3 separate regions of the Mus musculus genome follow, and all the other regions are linked to region 1. Evidence: chromatin loops called from intact Hi-C (ENCODE). Cell type or tissue: heart. All regions are shown on one strand. Region 1 holds the start of Atp8b2 (ATPase, class I, type 8B, member 2). Region 2 overlaps Ube2q1 (ubiquitin-conjugating enzyme E2Q family member 1). Region 3 has its middle 9.2 kb from the start of Gm46811.

The links. Hi-C counts contacts between places; a loop is a spot of excess contacts. Peaks named below come from ENCODE experiments on the same cell type or tissue, not always from the same donor. Only the 100,000 strongest peaks of a DNase experiment are listed, where the experiment ranks them.
Region 2: a loop joins it to region 1, with 2.4 times the contacts of the local background. A loop is called at or near these places in 8 of 42 quality-filtered maps.
Region 3: a loop joins it to region 1, with 2.5 times the contacts of the local background. A loop is called at or near these places in 7 of 42 quality-filtered maps.

Annotation. Positions count from the first base shown.
Region 1 is chr3:89,960,584-89,968,583 of GRCm38, reverse strand. Atp8b2 (ATPase, class I, type 8B, member 2) reads left to right here and starts at 5,246. Exons shown (of 28, transcript NM_001081182.3): 1 at 5,246-5,427; 2 at 7,443-7,509. The coding sequence starts at 7,479. LOC115489840 (a small nuclear RNA gene) reads left to right here and starts at 421; the gene lies at 421-585. It also overlaps the pseudogene Aqp10-ps. In heart, CTCF peaks have their summits at 1,430 (motif pointing right) and 4,042; DNase peaks (open chromatin) are centred at 4,043, 5,223, 6,003, 7,893 and 2 weaker places; H3K4me3 peaks cover 4,538 bases; H3K27ac peaks cover 3,657 bases.
Region 2 is chr3:89,782,440-89,790,439 of GRCm38, reverse strand. It overlaps Ube2q1 (ubiquitin-conjugating enzyme E2Q family member 1), which reads right to left. Exons shown (of 13, transcript NM_027315.4): 13 at 6,443-8,000. Among named protein-coding and RNA genes, the nearest start is that of Ube2q1, 13 kb to the right of the region's middle. In heart, a CTCF peak has its summit at 4,867; a DNase peak (open chromatin) is centred at 4,899; H3K4me3 peaks cover 220 bases.
Region 3 is chr3:89,858,919-89,866,918 of GRCm38, reverse strand. No RefSeq gene overlaps it. Among named protein-coding and RNA genes, the nearest start is that of Gm46811, 9.2 kb to the left of the region's middle. In heart, a CTCF peak has its summit at 3,089 (motif pointing left); DNase peaks (open chromatin) are centred at 3,088, 5,728 and 6,418.

The DNA of each region.
Region 1 (8,000 bases):
TAGGTGGGGTGCTCGAGGGGAAGTGAGAAGGGAGGTCAGAGTTTCTGGCTCTTCTTACTGTCGATTCCCCCGCTGGTCCACTTCCTTTCACCTAATTTCTTCTCTTTTTCTTCTCTAAGTCTCTCTTTCTTTTATTCCTTGTGATTTAAGGTCTTGCTTTGTATCTTAGGCTGGGCTCCACAGTCTTCAGTGACCCTCCCAGTTTAGCCTAGTTTTACTCTTTTTTAAAACATCTCTTATACAGCCGGGCGTGGTGGCGCATGCCTTTAATCCCAGCACTCGGGAGGCAGAGGCAGGTGGATCTCTGAGTTCGAGGCCAGCCTGGTCTACAAAGTGAGTTCCAGGACAGCCAAGGCTATACAGAGAAACTCTGTCTCAAAAAAAAAAGAAAAAAAAAAACCCAAAACATCTCTTATTTATATACTTACCCGGCAGGGGGGAATGCCATGATCAGAAAGGTGGTTTTCCCAGGGCGAGGCTCACCCATTGCACTTGGGGTGTGCTGACCCCTGCGATTTCCCCAAATGCGGGAAACTCGACTGCACACTTTGTGGTAGTGGGGGACTGTGTTTGTGCTCTCCCCTAAGTAACAACTGCCTGGAACTCACAGAGACTCCTGTGACTCTGGGATTACAGGGACTGTGACCCTCGGCCCCCACCTTTCCCTTCACTCGTCTCTTGCCTTCCTTCTTTCTCCTCCTCTGCTTCTACAATTTCCTTTTTTCTGTTTCCGTTCTTTGTTAGTTTCTCAAATTTATTTATTTTTCCTGTTGGTCTTCTGCACCCTAGTCTCCTGGGCTCTCCATCCATCCCTTGCCTTCCCTCTCCCCACCAGCTCCTCACTCAGGGGTCCGTGGCCCAGGCTGTCACTAGTGAAGAAAACAAAGGCAACTTTTTTTTTTACCACCTGTCTGGCCAGCTCTCTGGCTGTTACAGTAGCGATCTCCGATCTCAGTGGTGTGCATGTGAATGAGTGACTGGGAACAGCCAGGTTCTTTTGGTGACTTTGTAGGCTTTATCCCCTGGAGCTTGGCCAAGTGTTCGGGACTGAGATATGGCTTTGGCTCATCCAGTCCCTCTCCTTCACCTACCTCACTCACTGTTCCTGTTCTTGACCCGACTCTTAACTCACTCAGGCAGAGATCTATGGCAGAGTGTTGGGGACAATTCTTCTGTGCCTCACATGGGCTCAGGACTTCATCAGCTTCTCTCTCTCTCTCTCTTTTTTAAAAGATTTATTTATTAATTTTATGTATATGAGTACACTGTAACTGTACAGATGTTTGGGAGCCATCATGTAACCACATGGTTGCTGGGAATTGAATTCAGGACCACTGCTCACTCCGGCCCCACTCGCTCCAGCCCCAAGATTTTTATTTATCATTATATGTAAGTACACTGTAGCTGTCTTCAGTCCCACCAGTAGAGGGCGTCAGATCTCATTTTGGATGCTTTGAACTCAGGACTGCTAAACCATCTCTCCAGCCCAGCCTGCTCTTAATACATGTATTAGAGTGCTAAGGTTGGGCCACCAGACAGTGTGCTGCAGGGGAGGCACTCCTTTTCAGGCATATTTTTTTGGAGGAGTGGGGTTCGAGACAGGGTTTCTCTGTGTAGCCCTGGCTGTCCTGGAACTCACTTTGTAGACCAGGCTGGCCTCAAACTCAGAAATCCGCCTGCCTCTGCCTCCCGAGTGCTGGGATTAAAGGCGTGTGCCACCACGCCTGGCTTCAGGGCTTCAGGCTCATATTTTGGTTTCACTGTATGATCCTGTGATCTTGGTAAATCACCTTTTTTTTTTAAGATTTATTTTTTTAATTTATTTTATTATATGTAAGTACACTCAGACACTCTAGAAGAGGGCGTCAGATCTTGTTACGGATGGTTGTGAGCCACCATGTGGTGGCTGGGATTTGAACTCAGGACCTTTGGCAGAGCAAAGGTCCTTGAATCAGGACCTTTGGAAGAACAGCCAGTGCTCTTAATCACTGAGCCATCTCTCCACTCTGGCAAATCACTTTTTAAAAAGTATATGTTTGGGTGTTTTGCCTGGATGTATGTCTGTGCAAGTACATGAGGTGTCCCAAAGAGGGCAACGGGTCCCTTGGACTGGAGTTACAGATTGTTTTGAGCTGCCATGCTGATAACCCCAGGTCCTTTCCAAGAACAACCAGTGCTCTTGATCGCTGAGCCATCTCTCCAGTTTTTGAGCCTTGTTTAAACTAAGTAATGGAAATAAGCATTGCAGGAGAAAGCATGGTGTTGTGACAGTGTTTGGCAGTGGTACCTAACACTGTCTTTCCCCTTTGATCTTGTGAAGGAGCCCACCTAAACCCAGCCTTTTCTCTGGCCATGTGCCTGGTGGGACGCCTCCCCTGGGCCAAGCTCCCCGTTTACTGCGTTGTGCAACTGCTGTCTGCTTTCTGTGCCTCAGGGGCCACTTACATTCTCTACTATGGTAAGAGAATGTGATCGGGGACAGTTGTGGGCAGAGGTGCCTTGCAAAGATGGAAACTCTGAGTGCCCCTCTCTCTTGAGGATGCCCTACAGAACTACACAGGTGGGAACCTGACAGTGACCGGTCCCAAAGAGGCAGCCTCCATTTTTGCCACTTACCCTTCCCCCTATCTGTCCCTGAACAATGGCTTCTTGGATCAGGTAAGTATGAGCAGAAGATATGGGAAAGTCCCGCACTTTGCCTTGTTTGTTGGGATCCCAGCTCGTTGTTCAGATTTTGGGTGGAATATGGGTTCATTCTACCTTGGTCCCGTAGCTTCTGCTGCACAGATGGCATAGAGGGGGTGGCACAGTGTGTTTGAGTGACAGAAGGCAAATGAAGCACCTATGTGTCACTTGATGGCTTTCCTTCGACCTCTGTCAACCTCAGGGTTCTGGGTACCTGGATGCTGATTGTGGGGCTGTTAGCGACCCTAGACAGACGGAATAAAGGAGCGCCTGCAGGTCTGGAGCCGGTGGTGGTGGGACTGCTGATCCTCACCATTGGACTATCCATGGGTGCAAACTGTGGCTTTCCACTCAACCCTGCCCGGGACCTGGGCCCAAGGATCTTCACTACTTTGCTGGCTGGGGCCCTGGCGTCTTCAGGTAGGAGACAGCTTCCCTTGGTACAGTCCTCCATTTACCCCTATTAATAGCTTTGTCCATGGTTCTCCAGATTCCTCCCCCCCCCTTTTTTTTTTGAGACAGGGTTTCACTATGTACCAGGCTGGCAGAGATCCCTCCATGTGCTGGGATTGAAGGCATGTGCTACCATGTCCAACCTGAGTTCTATCCACTTACATACTGCCCTTGTATTCTTAGAACAGTGTTCCTTCTTCAGCTGGCAAGTTCTCCCTTCCTTCATAGCTCTCCTGCATCCCCCCTCCCCCTTTTCATGCATATAGTAGGTTCAGAGGTGTCCTTGGGCATGCCATACTACTACTTTGGGCTTTAGTGACTCCATCCGTAAAAAAGTCTATTCAGTTTATTCTGCAAGACTAGAGGTTGGACTAAGTTCTGCTGGGGGTTGCTTCCTAAGTGCTTCCCATTCATGAATGTGAACCCATGCTCACTGTTGGATGTCATGACAGGAATAGTGTGAGGGCCTGCCTTACTAGTCCTGGCTTATGGGAAGAGGTGTGTCTAAGAGCCACCTCTGACCCCTCCCTTTGTCTTTCCATTACAGCGCTGGTAATGGCTGGTGGTGGGTGCCTCCAGTGGCTCCTATGGTGGGGGCCACCCTGGGCACAGCCGAATACCAGCTCCTGGTGGCTCTGCACCATCCTGAGGATTTAGAACCATTTCCAAAGGTGATGGCATCTCAACTCAAGGCTTCAGACTTGGTTACTCTAGCTCAGCTGGAGTGTAAGCTGTGACAAGGACCAATCTTATCCCACTCTGCAAGAGCACCATGAGCTGGCCAGCACGCAAGACAGATATTCTTTGTATTACTATGCCAGACTAGGACACTTCTGTTTACCACTCCTGAAGGACTCCAGACTGGTCTTCTACCCTGGGAGCTTCCAGGCACGCAGTTCCTTAAAGGAGCCGCCAGAGGGTGTGCACGCTGGCTTTGGGAAGGTTTCTAGAATCGGGTGGGTGGAGGGATCCTAGGATCCTTTGAGGGGTAGGGCCTGGGAGCTTCTCGAGAGAAGCTTGGTTTCCTCTACTCTCCCTTCTTCACTTTTTCGTCTTAAGACGAGGTCTCCCTATGGAGTACTGAAATCTTCTATGCAGACCATAACGGCTTTGACTTCAGCGTGTTACTCAACACACCTAACAAGAGTGAATCTTTTTTTTTTTTAATGGTTTTTCGAGACAGGGTTTCTCTGTATAGCTCTGGCTGTCCTGGAACTTTTTGTAGACCAGGCTGGCCTCCAATTCAGAAATCCGCCTGCCTCTGCCTCGGAGTGCTGGGATCGAAGGCGCACGCTGGGACCAAAGGCATGCGCCACCACGCCCGGTTTAAGAGTGAATCTTTTTAACAAACAAAACCCAGTTTAAGTTTGACTCGGAAGTGATGGAGCACGCCTAGGGTCTCTGAGAATTTCAGGCCTTTCAGAGCTACATAGTGAGACATCCCCTCCCACTGACTCAAAACAACAACAACAACACAACAAAACCACTCGTACTTTGTGGCATTAGGGATTTGATTTAGGGCCTAGGCAAGGGCTCTGCCTCGGAGCTATCTTCCTGTCTTCTGGCTGCCAGCTCGGGAAATCTCTACGTTTCCTACCTTTGGCCTGACAGGAGCGCCAACGACCTCAGATAGTTCTTCGAGGTGTGTGTGTCCGCGCGCGTAATATACCACCCAAGGGAATGTGGTAAGGGGCAAAGTCAACTACTTATCGTCAGGAGAACCAAGTGGAGAAACTGAGGCACAACTCCCAGTCAATGCATAGCTGTGCCTTTTCAGGAAGTGAAAGGCCTTGAGATGAGCCAGGGCGAGGAGGGAAGCACAGCAGAGACTTGGGCTAGAGAGAAGTGTGCTACGGGGCTTCTTCATCACTACTCCCGCATCAGGCTCCTCCCCGAAGATGGTTTCTGGCAGAGAAAGCAGCATTCGCTCGGTTTCTGGCTTCCAAAATAAAGCAGCAGCATCCCAGCGTCCTCCAGCCTCGCCGATTGTGTGCGTGTCCCGGCTGGAGCTTGGGACCCCCCCCTTCCCTACGCACCAAGATGGCGCACGCCGCGCCCCTCACCTCCCCAAAGCCCCTCCCGCCCCCCGCCCGTGGCCGCAGCCGTCACTTCCGCCCCGCGGCCGAAACTGACACAAAGTAGCGGGCCGGGGCCCCGGGGGGGTCAGGAGAGCCGGGCTGCTGTGGGGGGGCGGGAGCCTGCGGGCAGCGGAGCCGAGCGCCCCCGCCCCAGCCCCCGGCATGGGCCGGACGGGGCCGCCGGGCCGAGCGCCGCGCGCGGAGCGCTAAGGTAAGGCGCTGCCACCGTGGGGCCGGGGGTGTGGACCGGGAGGGTCGGCTCTGGGAGGCGCGGGCAGCGGTGCCACGGGGAGCGGCTGTGGGAGGCTGGAGAGAAGGGCTACCAGGATGGAGAGAACCGGTAGCTGTGCGCAAGCTGGGAAAATGGGGCCCCGAAGGGGCGTGCGGAGCTGGGGTGTGAGGAGTAACCTGGTGCCAGCCTTTAGGTGCCTAGAGAGGGAGTTTGGGGCTGATAGGATTTGTCCCGGGAAGGTGGAGGTCTCTCTGTGCCCCAGGAAAACCAAGGGTGCCAGGGATGTTAGCTTTGGGAGCTCAGAGCTGTGTGGTGGGTCCTGGATACTGTCCTTGGAGAGGGAAGGAAGGTGGCCTCCGGTATTATTGTTTTCTCCTGTCTCGTCTATCTGCTAGCTTCCCCTGAAAAGGCTCTTGGTTGGAAAGGAGCGGAGGCCAGACCCAGAGGAGGAGTCTTTTTTCCTTCGTGGAGCGCTGCCTCTTTCCCATGGCTGGCTATTTTTATCCCAGATGTGGCTGCAGAGGGGGCTGGGGTAGGGTGACGGGGCAAGGCGACGTGGCTGGTGGGCCTAGTCGGTTTAGAAAACCAGGATATCCTGAGAGGGGGACCTTGTTACTGCACCCCTCTCGAGGATTGGGGCCAAAGTTGTTCTCAGTCTCCCCAGGGTCCTAGAGGTAAAAGTACTTTCCTGATCTGTATCCAGACTTGACGCTTGATGGTCAGCTTGCTCCACTGTTAACTCTTTCCAAGAAGGAAGACCCAGATGTTAGGGCTAACGATGCTTGATAGCCTCCCACTCGAGTGGGGCTGGGTAGGAGCCAGCAATGCCCACCCTGCATCCTCTCCTTTAGCGTCTGGTTCCACACTCCACCCTCCCCGTGACTCATGCTCTAGATTGGGTGGAGACCCTGGCTGGGGCCCTGGAAGAGGGTTTGGCATCGCCAAATTGTTCATGAGGTTTTTCTTCCAGAGCCAAGGGGGCAGCCACTGTTGCTTGCCACAGTTGTGGAGAGTCAGGAGTGAAAAGGACTTAGTGCCCCTCAGGACTGTCTGCTCTGAGGTCAAGGAGGGAGTGCACATTAGTGAAGGGAGAGCGGGAGAGGATGGCTGGGCTAGGACCACAGTCAGTAATTACAGAGATTGGGCAGACAGGCAATTAGTATCTCTTGGGACTGACAGGCTAGAGGCAAGGGAACTAAGGAGGGGCAAGGCTTTCCATCTGAAGGAAGAGGAGTTTCCTGTGGCCTGGACTTACACCTTTTTAGGAGAAAGTACATGAGAGGGTGGGAGGAAGCAGAGGCTCTCTTGAGCCTGTTCTTAGTGTCATTCTGACTGGAGTAGACTCGGGGTGAGAGAGAATGGTGACCCCTTAGCAGGACTGGGAAGACCTCTCTGATGGCCCCAGAGGGTGGCTGGACAAGATTGAGAGGAAATGGTTTGAGGACTGTCTGCAGGAAGTGGTGGCCATGTGTCTGATGAGAACCCTCCTGGGGAGGAGGTGATAATGGAAGCCCCAGTAATGAAAGTAGGGGTGGGGACATTAGGAGCTTTCTAGAAGGGTGGAACATGGCCACCCTGCTTCCTGATGCTCTGCCAGGTGTTTCCTGGTTCCTAGCTCTCCACCCAACCCACTAGGGCACATTCTGCTTTCTAGTACCGGCAGCAGCTGTCATTGCCACTAGGACGGCACACGGGACAGCCATTGTTCCTCAGGTGGATACCTTGAGAGCTACGTCTCACTTGTTATATCTGGTCTCTTCTAGGCCCTTTCCCTATAGGCTCTGGCTTCTGTAAATTCTCAGTTCCCTCATGTTTTCCAGGACAGAGGGAAGGCCTCCCTTTTCTCTCAGGTTTTCATGTCAGTGCAGGAAGGTGAGCGTTAGTGGAGTTGGAGGAGGTGGGGAGGGCAGGGCAGAGCAGAGCTAGGATAGTTTTCAGAAGGCATCTGATGTGGGCAGTGAAGAATTCTGCGTGTGTCTGTTACTTTCTTGCAGGGTCTCCCATGGATTGCTGGAACCTTGCTGGGTGAGATGGCACTGTGTGCAAAAAAGCGCCCCCCAGGTAAGAGAGGCAAGAAGTGGGTCTCTGGGGGCATGATGAAAATGGCTGTTGTTATGACTGAGGGAGCCAAGGGAAGAGGAAGGACTAGTATGGTTCTGAGAAAAAAGGACTAGGCGTCCTGAGCGGGTAGTTTAAGAAGCTAAATTCATTTCATCCTTGGGCTGATGCTCGGCCGTGATTGCTAGTCACCAACCTCTTAACTCAAAAGCATCTGCAATACCTACTCTTTGGCCTGGGCTCTTGGGCTCTGGCCTCCTTTGCCTACCCACCGGAGTCCTCGGTTTCCCGCGGAAGGAGGGGTTGTCTGTGGGTTGAAAGCCGTTGTCCTGGACAACGCGGGCGGTCCGCTCTCCCGCATTGGCTGGGAGAGGGGGCGGGGCCATGCGCTGGCTTTCGCCTACGCGGCACTGGCAGGCTTCGGCTCTGCAGTGGGAGCAGGTGGGGCGGAGCCTGGGGCGTGGGCTCCAGGTCCGGGCCACTCGGAGCTCGCC
Region 2 (8,000 bases), 180 kb after region 1:
CCCCCACTCAGCTCCCGATTCGGTGTGCACCCAAGAATCATGAATAGAACACAACACCTTGATGTAACAACTCGAGGTATTTTAATGGCGGAGCTCTGGGTCGAAACGTATCTCACACAGGAGACAGTGGATTCGACCACGAGGCTTGGAAGCTAGGGGTTTTTATAGAAAAGGAGTGGGGCTGGGGGAGGAATTGGCGCGGTTTCACATGATTGGTCCATTTAAACATCAGCAGCCTGTAACATTTAACTTAGGTCAGAGGGGTGGGAGATAGGGAGGCGATGGGCCTGCCCGGGCATGTCCTGGCCTGTTCTGCTATGTTCTCAGCCCCAGGTTTCAAAGCTCACAAACAACTCTTTGGACTATTTGACATACATTACATGAATCACAGGTCTCAAGTTTTATTTCCTTTCAATGGCGACCCCCAACTATAAAAAGTATTCTGTTGTTACTTCATAACTGTAATTTTGCTTCTGTTAGGAACCGTAATGTAAACATCTGATAGGCAGGACATCTGATATGTGACCCCAAAGGGGTTGCAGCCACACACTGAGAACTCCTGTTCTAGAGTGACTAGTCCAGCTTTGGGAGTCTAGGTGGATTCCTACTAACCTTTGGGAGGCACTGTTGATCCCCAAAACAATTTTGGAAAGCAGGTGGCAAGGGGATGTGATGGGACTGTGTCTGAAGAGAAGAGTGGAGTAGGTGTGATGGGCACACCTGCGGTCCCACCCCTCAGGAGATAGAAGTAGGTGAGTTTCTATGAGTTTGAGGTTTGAGGCTAGCCTGGTCTATGAAGTGAGTTCAGGGCCAGTCAGAGCTATATAGAAAAACTTTGTCTCAAAAATAAAATAAAAATCAGAAAAGCTGGTGGGTGAGAACTAGGTTATAAATTCAGATTAGAGACTTGGCTGCAGGATTGCATGGAGGGGATGTGAGAACGCTTTACTCTGGAGCACAGAAGGGCTTGTAACAAAAGCCGACTGGGGCCAAAGCAGGTCTTTCCAGACACAGATAGCAGCCAAGCTATGTTTGTTTCCTGGTGAGAAAGGTTCCCACACGAGAGACAGTTGTGAGGATCCATGAGGGCAGCCTGAAGGGTGAGGTGAAGTGGCCTTGAGCTCTGTAGCACGGGCTGGCTTTGAATTGACTGTGATTTTCCCGCCTCAGCCTCCCACAGTGGGATCACAGGAATGTGCTACCATGCATAGCTAGTAACGAGTTACTTCAGGAGCACTGATCACATTGACGCCCAGGCACAGCGCCATCTGGAGATGTGGGGCCACTGTGAATGTGCATGAATATGTGCGTGCGTGCGTGCATGCATTGTGTGTGTGTGTGCGCGCTCACACATGTGTCAAGTGTGCAGATCTTTGGGTTTAACTGGCCCTGCGGTTTCCTTGGTGAGAGCAGTGAGGTGGGGGCAATCAGCCTAAACTGGTGTGAGTGTTCAGGGCTGCTGGCGGTGGCTAGCACCCTATATCCCTGCTCTCATCTTTCTCTAAGCGGCGCTGGTGGCTGGCAAGGAGCCTCCACCAGGTCAGACAGTTCTGCTTTGTCTGTGGAGGGCTCCTGAGGACTTACACTTGCAGCAGCCCCTCCCCCCTCCCCCCACTTTGAGCTCCTCCCAGATTCTGAGAGGAAGAAGAGGATCCTGCTGCCTCTAAACCTCTCGGGATGAACCAGCAGCATAGATATCACTGCACCTAGATGTTGCCTCTTCTCTCCCCGCAAGGCTTGTAGATTACCCAGACCACTAGCGAGCTCCTGAGCATGCCCACATAGATCCCCTACTTCTCTCAGCCCACTTGGGCCACGGCCTCCTGGGCAATCTCCTTTTTAGCTTTGTCTCCCATTAAGAATATAGAAAGGCCCTTTCTCCTTTTCCTGCTGTTGGGACACTTTCCTAGTCCGCATGAGTTCGCAGAGTTGGGGGTGCAGGAAGTGGAAGGACAAGGCCTCTTCGGGAGGGTGCATCCCTATAGCACAGTTCCGATCTCTTTCTAGAAAGCACAAAGATCACTTCTAAGGAGTTCCGTGCCCCTGTCCCCCTCAGATAAGGAAAGTGAGCAGCCTTTGAAGTTCCGGTGGAATGAGCGCACAGGTAAAAGGGTTGCCAAGTCAAATGGTGCCGAGAAGCTTCGGACCCGGAGGGTGGGGCAGGGATGGTGTTGGGTAGGATGAAGTTCTTAGGAACGTCTGCAGCTGACCTGTGTACTGCGTATTTCTCATCTGTGTACTGTGAGAACCCGTCACAGCCCCTTTTCTGGATTCCAGATCACCATGCCCGGTACATCTTTTTTTTTTTTTTTTTTAATCATTGACACCATTTTTCACCTCAGGGAAGCCAGAATAGTGTATGGCAGACATCTTGGGACCAGTGGTTTGGTTTTGTCTTCGAAGAAGCAGATTTGCCTTGCTAGCTGCCTGTGATCTGGGCAGGCCTTGGGAACCTGACTATCAGAAGGCTGGAGAACGCAGGAGCCAGGAGTTGAGGGAGGAGTTGTGGGACCTTAAGTATAAACATCCTGTGCTGCCCACAACTCACAACTGAGTCTTTCCGAAAAGCTCAGCCATTGTAGCAGGCTCAAAATTCACCTGGGGAGGACTTCTTCCTTAAGGAGGCACAATGTACCTGCTTGCTGAGTTCTTCCCCTTCAGGGTTTCTCCCTGGCCCTGGCCCTCCTTTCTTCTGCCATGCATTGTGTTTCTTGGGGTTTTGTCTTGGCCCAAACCGTGGAGAGGTTGGCACAACCCCATTGCCTGACCCCAGTTGCCTGTCTCCTTTGCCCCATAATTCACCCCCTGAACTCCCCTGGCTCCTGGCTCCTTCTTGAGGCTGCTTCTAAAGGACCTGAACTAGCTGGCCAGCTCCTGGGGTCTCTGTGGAGGGAAGGGGATGGCCCTCTCACCAGCGTCCCCCACACCCACACTGCCCTCATGTTTTGGGGCACACATGTAGTTCCCCAGGTAGGGCTCTGTCAGGCAGAAGCCCCAAGCTGTAGGGCTGGGCTCCCCAGAAACGGTTACCGATCCTCAGCCTCTGTCAGGGTGCTGAATGGAACTGGCGTGTTCTGGCAGACTGTTGGAGGTTGGTTCTAATGCTTTGAATTCACCGGGCCCCCCAAGTCAGGAATCTGCGTGTCCAAACCCTGAAGGTCCTTGTCTTCAATTGGTGTCTGATCAATCAATAAAGAGCCAACAGCCAGTGGCTGGGCAGGTGGACTGAGGCAGGACTTTGAGATTGGCGCAGGTTAGGAAATGGGTGAGAGGAAGCAGAGATCACCAGGACTGGGAAGAATAAAGACCAGTCTGAAAGGTGCCGACATGTGAGAATCAGGGAAAGTGGCCACACAAGGCCACTTCCCCAGTTGTGTTTGCGGGTAGCAAAGATGAAATATAGATTTTAAAAGATGTTAACTCAGGAGTACCAGAGGGGAGTGTTTGCTAGCACCAGAAAGGATTAAAAATGCCCAGCCAGCCGGGCGGTGGTGGCACGCGCCTTTAATCCCAGCACTTGGGAGGCAGAGGCAGGCGGATCTCTGAGTTCGAGGCCAGCCTGGTCTACAAAGTGAGTTCCAGGACAGCCAGGGCTACACAGAGAAACCCTGCTTTGCAAAAACAAAAAACCAAACCAAACCAAAACAAAAAACAAAAAGAAAAGCCCAGCCATTAAGCTAGTCAAGGCATATTAATGTGTGTGTGTGTGTGTGTGTGTGTGTGTGTGTGTGTGTGTGTGTGTGTGTGTGTGTTTCATATGTGAATCCAGATAGCTCTTGGGCAGTGCCCATGCGCAACCAGTCGGGAGCACAAAGTGGTTAGCTAAACACTCCGCAACAGCAGGTCATTGCAGGAAGGGTGAATGCAGTGAGCCAGATCTGCATGACACCTCTATCTCTGCAGGTGCCCTGCGACAGGAGCCCTACTAATCTCCCCAAGAGTAGCCAAAGCTCCCCTGGAGAGCCCAGGAGGGCCACCAACCCATTTGTGCCTCAGTGATGCGCATGGCTGAGGGGTGGTATTGGGAACAACAGTGTCATGTTCCTAAGATTCCCATCCCTTTACTGAGGGGCTGCTGTGCCTAGGACCAAGTGTCATAGCCCGTCTCTCTTCTTCCTTCCTGTTGCTAGAGAAAGCAGATTGCTGGGTTGTGGTCATCTTCACTGGGCGATTGACCACCATCCCTGTGCAGATCCCATGCAGTGTGGACAATGATGACTGACCTCTGGACCATCCCACCTCGCCATTCATGTTGGAGGAAGGTCATTTGTCTTCCATCTTCTGTGTAGAGGACGGGAGGTGACAACATTTCAAGACCTGGCCTAGCTTGCTCCCGTCAGCCTCTGGCTCTGACCTTTCCTCACCTTAGCAGCAGCCATGCCAGTAGAGTGCTTGCTTGAGTAATGGCTTTTCACACCTGTCCCGGAGCCTGGAGCCTCAGTGTCCCTAAGGAATGTCACTGCTGCTTAGTTCTTAGTAGGGTAAGGGAGACTTCCCATCTCTGCTTCCACTAGAGCCCCTAAGAGAACAACAATTCCAGGCTTCCAGCTCTGTTTACAATTTCTCTGGGAGCAGATTTTGCTCTAGATGAAAGTGAATAGAGGGTGGAACACTGGATTGGGGGGGGGGGGGCATCTGTCACACTGTTTCTTTAGATCCCCATGGTAAGACATCAGTTTCCACACTCCAGAAACACAGAGGCCCCCCTCCCCTCTGTCGAGGCAGAGGGTAAAACATTGCTTTGGAGAAGTGAGAAAAGACATGGTCCACTCCCCAGCTGGAGAAAGCGAAGCTCTGGGCTCAGGCTACCCTGGGAGGCTGGTGGCCTCGTGCCCAGTGGTCAGGGAGCTCCACCCAGAGGGCATCGTGGGACATTGCATGGAAAGAGCCTACTGCCACGCTTAGGGAGGGACAGCAAGGTCTCTTGACCTTCTGGATCTGGATTTTGGAAGGTGGCCCAGAAGGGAGCCTCCTGATCCAAAGAACAGCTGCCAGGAGAGCCCGAGTGCCCAGCCCAGTTGTGTCTTCAGTAGCCGCTGAGAAAGCCACCCCACGGGATCACCTTCCTCCTGTCAAGTGGGTGAAAGTGAAAGGGCCTTCCTGGTATTTCATAGCTTAGAAATGGCATCCTAGGGAGGGACTTCCTCAGGCCCTAATCAGAACCCGTCTCACTCTTAACTAATAGCCCAGGGTTTGGAGGTGGGAGGGCAGAGCCAAGGTCTGGAGAAAGGTGACTTTTTGTCTGGTTCCCCATTGTCTTCCAGCACCTAAGCGCTCTCTTTCCATGGCAACAACATTTTAGCCCCAGCAGATGTTCTCCTTAGAGAGCTGTAACTGTCTGAACAGCAGGACCAGGGCTGCCTCTTTTCGTGCCTGCTCCTGCCTTGCCCCCAGCCCTGCTTCCCACTGCTGCAGCCTTCACCCTCCACATCCCTGAGCTGGAAGTTACCAGGAGCTAGCAGAGACTTGTTGGGGAGCTGGTCTGCCGCCAGAGCCTGCTCCCTCTGCTTCCCTCCTCTGCCACCACCTGCCCCAAGGTTTGTGTTTTGTTTTGCAGACATTTTGAATTCACACCAGGTGTCCATTAAATCCCTGGGGGAAATCATTGGTGCTTCTGAGAGCTGACTGTCCTGAGTCTACCCAGCCTCTGCCAGGATTCTGTGGGTCTCCCTGGAATCGGGGACTGGTGTGTATGTGTGTGTGTGTGCACCCGCCATCTGACTTCCCTTCTCATCTAGCCATATGCCCTGAAGTGTGAAGACCTTGATGAGGTGTCCCAGCTCATTCCGTCTGCCTGTGCTACCCCAAGAGCCATTCATTCTTGAAGCTCCAGCATGGAGTTGCTTTCTGTCTTGCCTTTACTCATCTTTGCTAAGGGTAAAATCTTGTTTGTCAGGTGTCTTTCTTTAGTCTCCTAAACTGGCATAAACATTTGAGTCAAAAATAGTAAGCTTCCATTAAGTTAGAAGCCTGAGGCAGCTGAGCAAATTTTCCTCATCTTTGGATGCCGGGGCAGACTTGGGGAGGCTGGAAGGGCCCTTGCCTAGGTTTTTTGGTATTGCATGTAGAGTCAGTGAGCCATCACTCCAGCAAATAAAGGTTGTCATGGCTCAAGCTTGGGGTGACGGATACCTTCTCCTGGCTACTGCTTGCTGCCCTGTCCTGCCCTCTAAACTGTGGCATGGAAACCGAAAAGCAGCCCCTAGGCTGTGGGCTACAACCCAGGCAAAGTTACCTGGGTCAGAGATACAAATTCCTTGCTTTTCCGACTGCAGAGAAGAAATCTGCCCCTTTAAATGCATGTAACTTTATAAGAAGCCTAAACTTAAAATTTTGTTAGAAAAGGGTTGGTAAGGAAAATGGAGGATTGTCAAGAGCTGGTGTCACAGTTCCCAGAACCTGGCATTTTCCATCATAGCAAGTGGACATGAACCCATGGTTTCTTTAAATAAGTTTATTAGAGCCAAACTATTTAAATAACTTTATTTGATTCATCCTTTGGTAGATGAGAAAAATACATTACAAAATACATTATACAGAGGACAGCTCACAGTACACGTTACTAAAAACACAATCTACATGCCAGCCCTGGCTGGTGTTAAGTTCAGAAGGAAGCCTTACAGGCTATGAGATAGATTTCAGTTCTATGGAATGACTTATTCCCCTTGTATCCTCTGTGTCTCAACCTCACCATGTATTAGCACCCCTAACCTGGTGGGTGTAGGCAGAATTAGAGCAGCATCAAGTAGGACTGGTGAACTCTCCATCCCCCTAAAGCAGCAAGACATTCAAATCCCTAGAAGAGATGGGGAGTGGGGGAAGATGGCCAAACTCGAATGCCCATCTCAGAAGCATTAGCAAACATCCAGGCAACTGTTCCAGGGCTGGGTTTCCTAAGCTCCAGGACTTGGCTTGGCTGTCCCTTGCCTCTGTCACTTCAGTCTTCCTCCAGTCTGCAGGCAGGTGGTCCCACAGCAAGCTCAAAGAGGGAGATGCAGGCTCCATGTACTGCGTGCAGTCTCACAACAGCAGGTCCAACACTGGTAGCTGTGGCTCTGCAGACTTCTCCCCGGCTGTGCAGTTCCTGGAGCTGAGCCGAGGTCCCACTACACAATGCAACCACATTGAGCTACTGTTTCCAGTAGACCCACAACTTGGGAATGGCTAGAAAGAATCCAAAGTTCAAGTCTTTTCTTAGATAATCTAATAAAGCAGATGAGAGGTGAGAAGAGAGGACAGGAAGGCAGGGAACCAGTGAGTTACAGCCGCTCAGCAGGTTGCTTGGGATTAGAGGAAACCTCATGCATCCAGGAGCCAGGGCACCACCCCACTCAACTTAAAAGGAGTTCATGAAGCAGCTACTCAAGTCTCATCTTTTTCTTGGAAATTTCAAAAATGGAGATTAGTACAAAGAGGTACTAATAATCAGGATGTTTCTGGGCCTCTGCACTGTAGTTCAGCAAGCCAGACTGTTCCAAAGAGTTTAGGTACTGGTTGCTCCAGAGGCCTTCGGGAGAAATCTAGGGTCAGATCAGGCGAGTGCTTCCGCTTGGCCTTTCTCTTGTGCTAGCATCGAATTGCAGCCTCTCTGCAGCTTCTCCTTGCTACCAAAGCATGGTGGGCCTGGCACCCCTCCCCCCACCCAGCAGTCAGGGGATGTGGGAATAAAAATAAAGATGAGTCAAGACCAGCATCTTCAAATTAACAAACTGTAATTGTTTTCCCAAAGATACATTTTTTCATACACATCCATCATACACTGTAACCAAAAAAAGCAGTGTACATGAAATAAGAGAAAATAAATTAAAAACCCATAGCATAGGTAAGGAGGCTCTAGTCTGGAGCACAGCTGAGTTTCCAGCAATATAAGGAGGCTTGAGAGTTTCTTTATAAGAATGCCTGCTAGCAAGGGTTCCAGCGAGGTGGTTGGTCTGTAGTCAGTCTTGAGTACTTGAGACAGTTCAGTGTGTGTTGTGGGTTGTTGTTTTTCCTTAGCGTTT
Region 3 (8,000 bases), 100 kb after region 1:
CCCAGCCTTCTCTATGTCCCAAACAGAAGGAAACCCATCATGTGGATGCTTTGCAGGTAAGAGTAGGGGTGGCTGCTGAGGGCCAGCCTCAGCTTGGTTTGGGTTCTGAGAGAAGGGGTGTCTGGGAGCAGTACAAACAAATAACTTGAAGTCTAATCGTGGGTCCAAGCTGGCTCTGTGGTTGAGACAGCTAATTTTCTGCTAGCTGAGAGAGACCATTCTCTCTGCTAGTAAACATACTTCCTACAAGCTCTCTGGATAGCTCGTGGGTTTTCTGACCAAAGTCAGAAAAGCTGCTATATATATATAAAAAAAAACCTCTTGGATATTCTAACCAAATCAGAAACCCTGTTTGAAAATTTCTAAAATTAATTCTTGGATTTTCCAATCAAAATCAGAAAGAAAAAAAAAAATCTCAAAGAGCCGTGCGCGCTCTTCAGACAACCTTCTCTGAATAGCTTCTGGAAAACATTGTAAAAGAGCGACGTCGGCTCTCTAAGTAACTCTTAGTGGTCAGAAATCCCATTAGAAAAAAATTCTAAAAAGCTGAGTTTGCTCTCCATGACTTTCCAGACTAAAATCAGGAATCCTGTTAGAAAAAAAAAACCTAGAAGAGCTATGTTCCCTCTCCAGAGATCTTCAGACAGCTCAGCTCTCCTTGGTAGAGAAAAATTCTAAGAACCATTATTGCTTTTTGCCAGCTCATCTCATGCAGCCCAAAAGCCTAGCTTTTTATTTACATATCAATTCAGTCATTTATTCCAGGTTCCCTCTTGACCACCCCGGGGAATCCACACTCCAGGACCTTAGCCCCTTGACTCACAGGAAAGGGATAGCAAGTCCATTTTTCCCCCTCTTTTATTAACATTGCAGAAGAATTCAGAGATCTGCCTGCCTCTGTAAACATAGCTGGGTGGGACCTTGTCCTGAGAGTACCATCTCCCACCACTCTTGGACCTAAATTTGCTCTGACCCAGGCTGACCTTGAACTCAAGAATCTGCCTGCATTTGTATCTGCCTGTCTTTGCGTCTCTCTGGCAAGCCGGCTCACAGTGCAGCCGCCTCTGCTCCTTCACATCTGTGAAGCTCCTTATACAATTCATACTGCATTTTATATTTTTGCATAGCTGAGAAATTATACATTTCTGAACATGTCTTTAGAGTTCTTGTCCTGAAGATCCCAGTGTTTAGCATTTTGCTGAGACATTAGTCACACCTTCCTATCCTGGACTCACGGTGTCTCTGATTATCATGAAATCATTAACGTTAACAGGGAGGACATTCCTTGGAGGAACATGAAAATATGTTCATTATTATACAAACAAGCCTTACTCCCACAGCAGCCGTCAACTCTCGTGGAGGCCCACGCCTGCTGGCCCTGTTCCAGGGGCAGGAACCATGTCGTTTTGTCTCTATCAAGGCCATGCCACAGCTGGTGGCAAGAAGTGTGCAAAGGCCCCCAACTCAGATGAAGCTGGGGTTGGGTGGCACCCACTGCCCTTCACTTGGACCCCTGTTCCCGAAGCACAGCTGTTCTTCTCCACCCCAAGGCAGGTGCTGTTTCCTTAGTATGAGCTCTGGTCCCATAGCTGTTGGTGACCTTGATGCCCCTTTCTGCAGCCGTGTGCTCTCCAACCCTGAACCACTCTCTCCAGCAAGGATCCCTGTGTCCTCATTTGGTTTGCTAAACTGAGGCTGGCAGCCGGCCAACTGGGAGTCTGATCCCCCGGGCAAAGGCATAGCACTTTCAGGGGTGACTTTGAAGAGGTCTGAGCACCAGGGGAGGTCACAGAGAGGAAGGACAGAAATCGGTTCCTTAAATTTTTCTCCCCTTTGGTTTTTCTGAGATACGGTTTCTCTGTGTGGCCCTGGCTATCCTAGAACCTGCTCTGTAGATCACAGCTGGCCTTGAACTCAGAGATCTGTCTGCCTCTGCCTCCAGAGTGCTGGGACTAAAGGTGTGCGCCACCACAGCTCCGGCTAGATCCTTAAACTGAACCAGGGGCTTCCCTTTCACCTCTGGACTTGCCGTGAGACTTTGATGCTTAGTTTGTATACACTTTAATGGACCTTTGAAAACGCCTCCCATTCTGTCCGGGATCGCAGGGCTCTGTCACATGGAGTACAGGAGGGCAAACAACCTTAAGAGCCCAACCTGAGAGTCTGAGTTGGATCTTACAGAGGCAGCAGAAGACAAAGTTTTGATTCTGGAAGTTTCTAACTATTTCCCTTAAGTTCCATTCCCAGCTCTGCTGGCCTCTTTGGGGGGACCTGCACACATGTGACAGGCACAGACAAATAAAATAAAATAAAATAAAATAAAATAAAATAAAATAAATAAAATAACATGTGTTAAAATCTTGGACTGGAAAGATGGCTCAGTGGTTAAGAGCACTGGCTGCTCTTACAGAAGGTTAAAGTCAATGGAAAACCCAGAAATCTCGGAAATGTTCATGCGGAGCGCTTGGAATAAAATCACAGCCATTTCTGAGAAATATCTCTGTTACTTAAAGTACCTTACTGAGAAGGTCTTACTTAAGGGGAAGAGTCTCCACCACTGGCTTCCTGTGGGTGTGTCTCACGGGGGATTTGTTCCTTTAGATCTCCAGAGATGAAAGGAGACCGAGGGCCCCTTAGGAGACTTTTGTTTTATTTTTTTCTTGACAGAGTCTTGCTATGTAGCCCAGGCTGGCCTGCAGTTCACAGTTCTTGCCTCTCAGCCTGACCCTTGTGGGAGTTACACCCAGCCAGTTTTAAGAAAAACAAGTTCTTGGTTTTATGGGCTGGCCTTCTCAACTCTAGCCCACTTGTGTTCTCAGGACTCCCCTATTCCCCTTGAAATAAACGATCACTATTTCCATTTCTAGCCAAGTGTCCTTGATGCAATCTTCTGGCCTAGGACAACAGCCTGGACCCAGATGCCCTCTGAACTCTGACTTGAAGCCTGAAGTTAATCATGGTTCTTTATTTTCTCATCTCTTTTTTGGATTCTAGTTAAAGCCTAAATATAGTTCTGAGACACTTTGGGTTTTCTTACTGGTTCTTGACCGTCAAGCCAAACTCAAAGGGCAGGACTTCCTCCTTCTGGCAGCTGACGGGATCTCTACTTTCCTGCTTGTTTTTGTTGAGTCAGAGCCCTGGCTGTCCTGGATCTCACTATGTAGACCAGGCGGCTGTTCATGAATTCAGGGAGATCCACCTGTCTCTGCTTCCCAACTGCTGGATTAAAGGTGTATGCTACCACAGCCAGCCTTGCTCCACTGTCTGTCTGTCTCTTTCCTTCTTTCTTCCATTTTTTTTTTAAGATCTATTGATGTATGTTATGTATATGGGTGCTTTGACTGCAGATGTGTCTGTACATCAGAAGTGGGCATCAGATCACATTGAAGATGGTTGTGAGCTGCCTCAGGCTGCTGGTAGTGAAAGTATAACATCGTAAAAACAGAATTCTAGGCCTTTAGGCCCAGGCTTGGGAATGTGGCCTTTGTAAAGGTAATCATAAAAGAAATAGCGACATTCCTCCATCCACCCGCTTCCTGGGTTCAAAGAGTGCTCATTCAAAGAAAGTCACCCAGAACCTGCAATGCAAATGTGCTATTGTTGGGGGCTCTTAAAAACTGTCTTGAGAGTTAACAATTACCAGGTATTCCTTGTGACTCTTGTAACTTTACACTTCCTTGTGACTCTTAACTGGTATCTTTGGTATCTTCCATCAACGCCCTCCCCACTTCCTTAAGTTGTGGTTTCTTCCTTTAAATACCCCCTTACCCAGCTACTCGGGGCGCCACGGTCCTCTACCCCTGCGTGGTGTATGACCATGGGCCCGAGAGCGCTCTTGAATAAAAAATCCTCTTGCAATTTGCAGCAAGACCCGTTTCTTGTGGGTGATTTTGGGGTGTCACCTCTCCTGAGTCAGAACATGGGGGAGTCCTCACGTTGTGGGTCTTTCAGGAGAACCTCTGGAAGGGCAGCCAGTGCTCTTAACTACTGAGCCATCTCTCCAGTCCCTGCTTTACTGTGTCTCAACCAAACTACAATACGAGGTTTTCTGGAGCTTCCAAAACAACAACAAAAACCAAAGCAAGATCCCTAAACTAAGTTCTTTCTTTCTTTCTTTCTTTCTTTCTTTCTTTCTTTCTTTCTTTCTTTCTTTCTTTCTTTCTTTCTTTCTTCCTTCCTTCCTTCCTTCCTTCCTTCCTCTCTCTCTTTCTCTTTTCTTTCTCTCCTCCTCTTTTCTTTTCTTTCTTTTCCTCCCCCTCCTCCTTCTCGTTGAGTTTTCTCTGAAGCTGAGAGTGACCTTGAGTCCCTGATTTCCTGCTCTTCCTCTCTTCCAAGGACGATAATGTCCTGGGAGTTGGGTGGGGCACTATCTCAGCCAGGCTGTTTGCGGCAGCAGTGCAGGGACCGGTGGCTGCTGTGCAGCTCTTCTTGGGGACAGCTGCCTCGGACCTGAGTTACAACCAGCAAAATGGCCTAAGAACAACATCTGTGAAATCAAAGCGGACCTGGGCTTTCTCTTTCCCTTTATGTGTATTACGTAGCAACATTTTCCGTGAGCATTGTTTCTATAATGAAAGGAAACTTTTCATTAAGAAGCTATAATCTCATCTCTCTTTTTGTCTTTGTTTCATTTTTTGGTTTCCTGAGGTGGATCTCCTATTATGTAGACCCAGCTCTGTAGACCAGGCTGGCCTTGAACTCACAGAGATCCACTTGCCTCTGCCTCCCAAGTGCAGGGATTAGAGGTGAGCGCACTGTGCCCTGCCTCCCTCTGTGTTTTTAGTAGGTTAAACTGTCTCAGAGCAGTTGTCTATGAAGGCCAGGCACAACACAGGCCTGTGGTTCCAGCTCCTTGGAAGGCAAAAAGATTATTTGAGCCCAGGAGTTCAAGGCTAATTTGGGCACCGTAGCCGGACTGAGTCTTTAACAGCCAATTGGGCATCACACACACTAAAATTGAAACAGCACAGAGAAAACAAGTGTGGGCCCTGCCCAAGGATGCAAATGTAAACCCATCTTTATTTTAAAAAACTGACCAACCAAAGAAACCCAGCAAGGGAACAAAGCGATTAGAGTCAAAGTCTCCCAAAGACATTTGTCCTGGAGGGGATGGTAGGTATGAGGTGACTCACGGTACCCTCTACTAAAGCTTGATACTCTGTTTTTAAAAGACAAGGGTTGTAGAAGCGATGTTTTAGGTGGAAACTCAGTTTAAAATAATCCAAAATGAGCACATCTTTGTTAACTCTCTGTCTCTGTCTAACTTATTTCTACTTTTTTGAGAGAGGGTTTCATCATGTAGCCCAGACTGTCCTGGAATGCGTTATGTAGACCAGGCTGTTAATTAGCTCTCAGTGGATGCCTTTTCTTGCCTCTACCACACCGGTTCACTCTTTGACAAGTCAACTGGATTAATCTGCAAGTGCAGTAATGCAGCTTTAAATGTAATTATTTCGAATCTGTTGTCCTATTCCTTTGTACACACGTATCAGAAGGCAAAGTGAGTCATTGAAAAGCCACGGAGGAAGCATTGTGAGTGAATGGTGAGCTCACTGTGACTCACAGTGTGGGGAAAGAAACTGGAACTGACCCTCCAGCCTCAGAGCAGAGCTCCTCAGAGCTTCAGCAGTCTGCCGGATTTCACAACCATCTGGGCCCAGGGGGTGTAGAAGGGGGAGGGGCTCCTGGGATAGGGGAAAGGCTGCCAGGAGGCCACCTGCCAGCCTCAGCCTAGCTTTGTCCTGGAGGGAGAGTCCTCCCTGTGTCTGTTTCCTTTGCCCCAAGTCCACTGGGATGCAGTCCAGAGGTGTGGCTGAACACAGAGGGCCAGTGCCTAGTTTCACATTGATGGGTAAAAGTAGGGGCTGCTTCTTCTCTTTCTAAACCGGCCATTCTTTCTCTGGATCTGGCTGCCGCAGGGGCATGCTCTCTAGCCTTTGGTCCAGGTTTCCTGGAGAGCTCAGACCTCCAGGGCTCTGGGGGAGAACTCTGCTCAGCACTGCAAACCTATACGTCCTGTTGGCCTGATATATTTCCATTGTTGGAGAGTAGAGTGGTGTGGGCTAGAGAGATGGCTCAGCTGCTAAAGGCTAGGCTCACAACCAAAATATAAGGGAGTAGAGGTGTGTTTTCAAAACTCAGTATTTATTCTGATTTTAGTGTATGAGTGCTTGCTTGAATGTATGACCACAGAGCCCATAGAGGTGTGGCTCCTGTGGAACTGCTGTGAGCCACATACGTGCTGGGAAGGGAAGTCTGCCCAAGCAGCCGTGCTCTAAGCCTGAGCATCCCCTGGACCTCACCTTACTGACCCTGTTCTGCAGACATGAAGGGTTCTGCAGGTGGAGTAGATGACCTGGAAGGGAAAGTAGAGGTGTGGCTTGGCATGGTGGCACACACTGGCTATCCCAGGACTAGGATGGTAGAGGCAGGGGGACCTTAAGTTTGTAGAGGCTTGGACTACATTAAAAAACAAAAACCAAATAAACACCACCACCACCCTGTCTCAACACCAACACTGACAAGCAAACACCTGGATTTGAGGCAGACCTGGTCTGCCCGTTGCTTCCCATGTGACTAACCCAGGACACATTGATCAGCTGAGCATTGAGATCCTTATTTGAAAAAGGAGGCTCCTTACACCTTCGCCCCTTCACAGTGCAGGAATCCAACACTCAGGACCTGAACCTGGGCTCTTACAAATATGTTCAGTCTGAATTCTAAAAAAGCATTACTCTGACTCCCCAGATGGGGCAGAAGGAGCATTGCTGCATGTAAACATCCTCTTTCCTTACACACGAATTCAGAAAACTGATAGGTACTTACAGCACCTGGTGGCAAATCGTAGCTATGCTCAGTAAGACCAGATGCTAGATGGCTCAGTGGTGAAGAGGACCAACTCCACTCCCAGTACCACATCTGGGGATCCAGAACCCTCTCCTTCATCTGCAGACACTGCACACATCCACACAAATAAAAATAACCAGGGCTGGAGAGAGGCTCACCAGTTAAGGGCACATACACGTCCATGTGCTAACTACTGCTTGTAGCCCTTGCTCCAAGGGACTGGATGCCTCTGGTCTCTGCAGAAAGGTGCACATACCAACCACCCCTCTTCACATCACTAAAAATTGGAAAAAAAGCCGGGAGTGCTGGAGGCACTTTAACCCCAACTGTGGAGAGGCAGAGACGGGGGTAACTCTGAGTTCATGGCCAGCCTGGTCTAAAAGCAAGTTCCAGGACAACAGTTATATAAGTAAAATTCATACACATACATACATTCACACACACAGAAACATACATACACAATCATACATACATATACTCACAGACACATACATATACACACAGGCACACACACATAAACATATATTCACACACTCACCCACATATATACACATTAATACACATATATACAAACTCACATATATACATACACATACATACACTCACACATAGACACACATACACACATATACACACACACAGACACTCACACACACATACACACATACATACAAAAACACACACTCATACTCACAAACACACACACACAGACACATACAGACACATACACATACACACACACCTACACATATACACTAATACACACATACACACACACACATACACTCTCTCACACCCATTCACATGAATCTAATTGTGATGCTCAAAGGAGGAGAACAAAGGACATGCTGGGGAAGACTAAGCCACAGAGGAGAACCACACTGCTCTGTATTCTCCAGGGATACAGAGTGGCAGGGCTGTAGAGGGAGAAGTGAGGGGGAGGCTCAGCTGCTGGCTGTTCGTTGCGTTGGAACACTCTGGCATCAGCAGTTTCACAGAACACTCCAGTAGGTGTCTGCACAGGAAGTACTTTTCATGAAGGGAGGCGATTGTCAGGATGAATGGGACCAATTCACTGAGCGGGGTACAGCTCAGTGGCAAAACCCTGGCACATGCAACCCAGCTCCACAACACAACAAAACCAGCAGACAGAC